Linked DNA regions of Homo sapiens: region 1 is linked to region 2. Evidence: chromatin loops called from intact Hi-C (ENCODE). Cell type or tissue: heart left ventricle. All regions are shown on one strand. Each heading gives the region's core, and the rest is flanking DNA. Links, peaks and the distances in the headings are about the cores only. Region 1 overlaps CPVL (carboxypeptidase vitellogenic like). Region 2 overlaps CPVL (carboxypeptidase vitellogenic like).

Region 1 (2,923 bases), core at 296-2,795, 68 kb before region 2:
TCACCTTTTCTGCCCTGCATCCACCCAATCTCTGTTTAAAAACTTATCTGAGGAATAATTTTCTCCTAGTCATTCTTCCTTGCAATCTGTTTCTCTTTTTGGTCCTTTAAGGTACCTTTCTGCGAGCAGAGAGCCCTTAACTAAAATTCTGTTTATGAGACAAGTCCTTAGCACAATGCCAGCAAGGTGGCCAAATGGAATCACCAAGAAGAAGCATGCTTCTTGTGCCATGTAGCTCTTGTACCTGAATAAATGCATGGAGTGTGCACTTGTGAACACACATGCTTATGTATTATTATTATTATTGAGACGGAGTCTCACTATGTCGCCAGGCTGGAGTGCAGTGGCGTGATCTCGGCTCACTGCCACCTCTGCCTCCCAGGTTCAAGCAATTCTCCTGCCTCAGCCTCCTGAGTAGCTGGGACTACAGGCGCCCACCACCACACCCAGATAATTTTTGTATTTTTAGTAGAAACGGGGTTTCACCACGTTGGCCAGAATGGTCTCAATCTCTTGACCTCGTGATCTGCCCGCCTCGGCCTCCCACAGGTGTGAGCCACCGCGCCCGGCCACTTATGTATTATATATATGTTTAGCAGATCTGCTTCTAAAATTTGTAATTTCATGTGGGCTTGATTCTAGATTCTATTTTCTAGAAAATGCTCACCATGTAATAAGAAGAGTTCTTGACTAAAATACAGTTAAATGAGCAAATGGCATATGTAAATCTAATTTACTAAATTTACTTTTTTCATTCTTCACTCTCTTTTAAGAAACAGGAGTGCTACCACGCTACTAAGTGCTTGCTTAAAAAAAAATAGCCAGTTTTTTGGCTGTGAAATAAAAACTGAAATTGAAACTCGATGATAACTTCCTCAAGTGGAACTTGAGCTGGAGAATCCTGCCATTTTCGAGATAGAAGTAACCTGGGAGATTATCTCTGACCAAGATTATCAGATAAAACACAAAATACCCAGTTAAATTTGAATTTCAGGTAAACAACAAATAAAATTTTAATGTAAGTATATTCCATGCAATATTTGGGACATACTTATACTAAGCCATTATTTGTTATCTGAAATTCAAAATTAAGCCATGTCTTATGTTTTCATTTGCTAAATCCAGCAACCCTAATGACTCTCCAGCAAATACTACAAGGAAATAAGCTTTAAGCTAAAGCCAAAGGCTTAATTGAGATTTACTATGCTAAATTATCTCCTGCCATTCCAACAAGCAGGAAGAGAGAAAAGGAAGTAGATTTTAGCCTGAAGGTTGGAGAGGGAAGGGTGGAGAATGAATGCCTATTTTTATCTGCACTCTAAAGCCAGCTTATTGCCAGCACAAACATAGAAGCTATAAAATGCAGCTTCTCAGATTTAGTTGCTACAAAGGCCACTATAAATAATGAATACAGAAATACACCGAAACTCTACAGTAGTGTTTCATGGTGAATTTTTATGCAGCCTTTGAAAATTAAATATAGCTAGGATCATGGTGATTGTAATGACCCAATTTTGCCTCTTTGTAACCCTTGAACTTCGCCATCCTCCTGGGTTTTCAGAGCCTCCTTGCCTTTCATCTTCCTGGATGGTTCATGGCTTTTAGTCTCTCAGCAGGAAACTGGGCCAACAACCTCCCCTAGCTTCGCAGGCACTGCAGTCTGGGTCAAAACACTCATAGAGCTACTGAGTTTCACAAGTTTTTGTTTTCCTTTTTTTGAAATATTTTGTTCAGGTAAAGAATCATTTAAAAATCCACTGTCTTCTTGCTTATTATGAAATCACTCCTTGAGTCTGTTAAAATCTATTTCATCACTGAAGTGGCTATTGGCATTCTTTTTTTTTTTTTTTTTTTTTGAGACAGAGTCTTACTCTGTTGCCCAGGCTGGAGTGCAATGGCGCAATCTCAGCTCACTGCAACCTCAGCCTCCCTGGTTGAAGTGATTCTTCTGTCTCAGCCTCCTGAGTAGCTGGGACTACAGGCGCGCACCACCATGCCTGGCTAATTTTTGTATTTTTAGTAGAGATGGGGTTTCACTATGTTGGCTAGGCTGGTCTCGAACTCCTGACCTCGTTATCCGCCCACCTTAGCCTCCCAAAGTCCTGGTATTATAGGCATGAGCCACCGCCCTGGCCGGCTGTTAGCATTCTTTAGTAAATGTGTTTTTCTTTTTTTTAGCCCAGAGCCTACTGTACATTTATTTCAATATCTGTGACCATTTGCTGTTTTTCTTTTAAATTATAGTCATCTTACAGTTTTTCTGTTCTTTGGTTATTAAAATGTGGCATTCTTGGAGCTCCATCAGAAATGTTCAGAGTCCCCCACAGTGGGGGTTGGTAAGCAACTAAGACTTCCCTTACTTCACCACAAACCCGGGCTAATGGGATCATAAAGTTTGCAGAACTACCTCCAAGAATTGCTACGTAACATGTGAAACCTGTATTATTTGCTCAAGGTGCCCTCAACAGTTAGATGATCCAAACTGGTATATCAGTAATTTGGAAACATGCCCAGAGTATTGATGTCCACTTGTCCAAACTTCTTATTATCACAAAGTAAGCCCACATGTATTGTGTAAATAAAATGTCCTACAGGAGCTCATAGCAGAGTGGTATCTTATTTCAAGTGTGAAACCTATTGCCAAAGAGTTAGATTTGATATCCTAGCATGAAGAGATCCTGAATCATTTTTCTGATTAATTTGTGTTGTTCTTGTTCTTCTTTTTGCAGTGCACTAATTCAGTTTTTCCAGATATTTCCTGAATATAAAAATAATGACTTTTATGTCACTGGGGAGGTAAGTAGAAGTCACGTTTCCTTGTGTGCTTCAAACATCACCAGAACTGACATATATTATGAGTGTAGTTTGTTCATTTAAAATCTATATATGTATATACATGTACACATACATATCAATATTGATT
Region 2 (2,923 bases), core at 134-2,633:
TAGCCTTTATTTCTAAAATATGCATCCAATGGGAGAAATAAATTCCTGTTGTTTAAGCCATCCACTATGGTATCCTTATAGGACTGTTGAGAGGGTTTGGATAAGTTAATAAGCTTAGAGCAATTCCTGGCTCATAGTAAATTTTGCTATTTTTATTTTTATTATTATTACCCTGGATTGCTTACAAGAGTACATATAACGAAGAAAAAATTATAAATAGTAATAGTCAGGATTCAGGAAAATATGTTTATTGAAAGTCAACATATAAGGGAAAGTTGGAATATTAATATTCAGGCCATTAAGGGCATATTTGAATGTTGAGCTGCCAGGGAGTGGTGGACATGTTACCTCCCCCCATCTGCTACACTACTTTGTGATAAACATCTCACCAGGCACACACACGATCTCCTCAAGATTATTTGATGGCTGCCTCCACCACCTGTTATTTTATATCCCCTGAACCAGCCTTGTGAAATGCTCCCAGGCCTGGCATCCCACATGTGTCCTGCTTGGCTCTTTGCATAAAACGTCCAGCTTGGGAGGCCAGATTGCTGCTTCAGGGCGACAAGTCCCACAGAGGTGGTAAAAGGAATTGGCCGCCAGTCAGAAACTGGTGGCAAATATCACACTCAACCCGCTGACTCTTCTTGTGAATGCAAAACACATTTAGAGATGAAATGGTACTCCTCTGGCTGCCAAAAAAACAAGTAACAAAAGAAGCAAGGCCCACATATGTTTGTGATAGTGAGTGTTTTACCACGCAGCAAGGGATCTGCATTTTGTATAGGTGATTTTAAAATGTTGGCAAAGATCCTTCCCCCTTAGTGCCTCAGCGTTGGTTTGGGGTGGTTTGTGGAGATGAGGGTTATGAGGAGGGAAAAGCACTCCCGTGTGAACAAAGGCATTCTCTGTGAGGTTTATCTAAGAATACTGTCCAAGTGTCAAGCGTCTGATAATGAAGAAAACGGACCTTAGCCATGGACTTGCTTTTCAGCATTAGACACACAAAACAGAAGCATGGGTATGTGTCTGCCAAAAAAGCAACCTCATTCTCTGCCAAACACTACAGCTCTTAATTTAAAAAATTGAAACCAAAGTAGACTTGTCTCTGGATGGTTACCTAAAATGTCCACTTAAAGAAATGACAGCTCTCCTAGGGGAGCAGTACGGTACCGAGAGAGGGAGCAATTTTCCCTGTGTATTCACATCAAGCCATGCCCAGAGAAATCAAACACAGCTCCCACCAGCCTTCAGAGATCCGATGAAGAGCAAGTGCTTCTTGTTCCTCCTTGTTGGCTCTGACCTAGAAGGTAATAAGTTTTTGGTATTGGTGCCATTTTAAGGATTGGACACTGCCCTGTTATATAATCCGAGCAGCAGACTTTCTGAGCGTCTGTCAAATTTAGAAGTTGTCTGTCAAATGCAAGGTCTGGACTAACTTATTTCTAAGATATCACCTAACAAAGATCCAAAATATCTATATTTCATTAATGCCCAGAGGGGCTCAGCCAGCAATGCAATGTGGAATAGTGTAGTGTCTTTCAGCAAATGTCATAATGCTCTCTATGCTTACATAGATATGTAAATATATATATATATATATTTATACCTATCTCTATATACCATATACCTATCTCTAGCCACTGAGATAGAAATATACACAAAATGTAAATCTCAGGCTACGTGATAACCAAAGTCATGGGTAGCCTCTGCACTGGCATTGACCATAAACCCTTACAAGTGTTATCTCTGGGTCCCAGAAGTTGAGTCCTCTTTCTCCTTGTCTGTTGACAACCCATGGCCATTGCTCTCAAGGCCACCCTTTTGGGATCTTTCTGTGCCTTTCTCCAAATATCAAAGTTGCTGTTCATTATCTGAGTTGATATTGTCACTGCATTTGAAATGTAGGACATTTTATTCTTAACATGCCAGCCCTAAGGAAGTTTTGACTCCACATTAAGAAATTTAAAACTTTGGCCGGGCAGGGTTGCTGACGCCTGTAATCCAAGCACTTTGGGAGGCTAAGGTGGGTGGATCACTTGAGGCCAGGAGTTCGAGACCAGCCTGGCCAACATGGTGAAACTTCATCTCTACTAAAAATACAAAAATTAGCCAGGCATGGTGGCACACGCCTGTAATCCCAGCTACTCGGGAGTCAGAGGCATGAGAATCGCTTGAACTTGGGAGGCAGAGGTTGCGGTGAGCTGAGATCGCGCCACTGCACTCCAGATTGGGCAACAGAGTGAGACCCTGTCTCAAAAAAAAAAAAAAAAAAGATTAAAAATTTTAATCGGAATAATAACCATACTGAGAAATTGCTTTAAGATTTTTTTTTTTAGAATAAATGTCATTAAGCTGAATGTCCTGGAGAAAGAAAACACTTCTGTTTTTTTCATCGTTATTTTATTGAAAATATCTTTATTGACACAAATTATTTTTCATATAAATATTGAAAAAATGTTGAGTCATTGAGCAGTTTTCATTTTTACCGAATCTTACTGGGTGTAGCTTCTATAATCATGAGTTTTGCATGATCTCCAACAGGCTGATTTTCCTGATTGCAATTTGAGCCCTTACTATTTTTATTTTATGTTTTCACTGTCAATATCAATTCCATTTTCTTCCAAAACTACAAGATGGATTATCTCGGCTAGGTTGTATTTAATGGCTGGAATGAATTTTAGGTCTCATTTTCCAGGGAAGGGAAACTGAAACCCAGAGGTTAAGTGACTTCCCTGAAGTATCCTACCCATTTCATGTCTGAGCTGAGGTTAGAGTCTTGGCTTACAGCCCAGAGATTCTCTACTTCACAAGCATATCCACTACTGGAATAATGGAATCACAGCAGTATGCTGGTACAGTTAAAATTGGAGCCTATATGCATGCCTACCATAATTAAAGCAGGGCCGAGAAATAATGTATT

What was found. A loop is a pair of places that touch in the nucleus more often than their neighbours do. Peaks named below come from ENCODE experiments on the same cell type or tissue, not always from the same donor. Only the 100,000 strongest peaks of a DNase experiment are listed, where the experiment ranks them.
Region 1: it touches region 2 in a loop (2.5-fold over the local background); 4 of 110 quality-filtered maps call a loop at or near these places.

The regions. Positions count from the first base shown.
Region 1 is chr7:29,086,357-29,089,279 of GRCh38, reverse strand. It overlaps CPVL (carboxypeptidase vitellogenic like), which reads left to right. Exons shown (of 13, transcript NM_031311.5): 7 at 2,730-2,796. Among named protein-coding and RNA genes, the nearest start is that of CPVL-AS1, 7.5 kb to the right of the region's middle. In heart left ventricle, for the core only: no CTCF peak of the experiment used is centred there; no DNase peak of the experiment used is centred there; H3K27ac peaks cover 412 bases.
Region 2 is chr7:29,017,731-29,020,653 of GRCh38, reverse strand. The region is part of intron 12 of CPVL (carboxypeptidase vitellogenic like); the gene reads left to right. Among named protein-coding and RNA genes, the nearest start is that of CPVL-AS2, 39 kb to the right of the region's middle. In heart left ventricle, for the core only: a CTCF peak has its summit at 1,178; no DNase peak of the experiment used is centred there.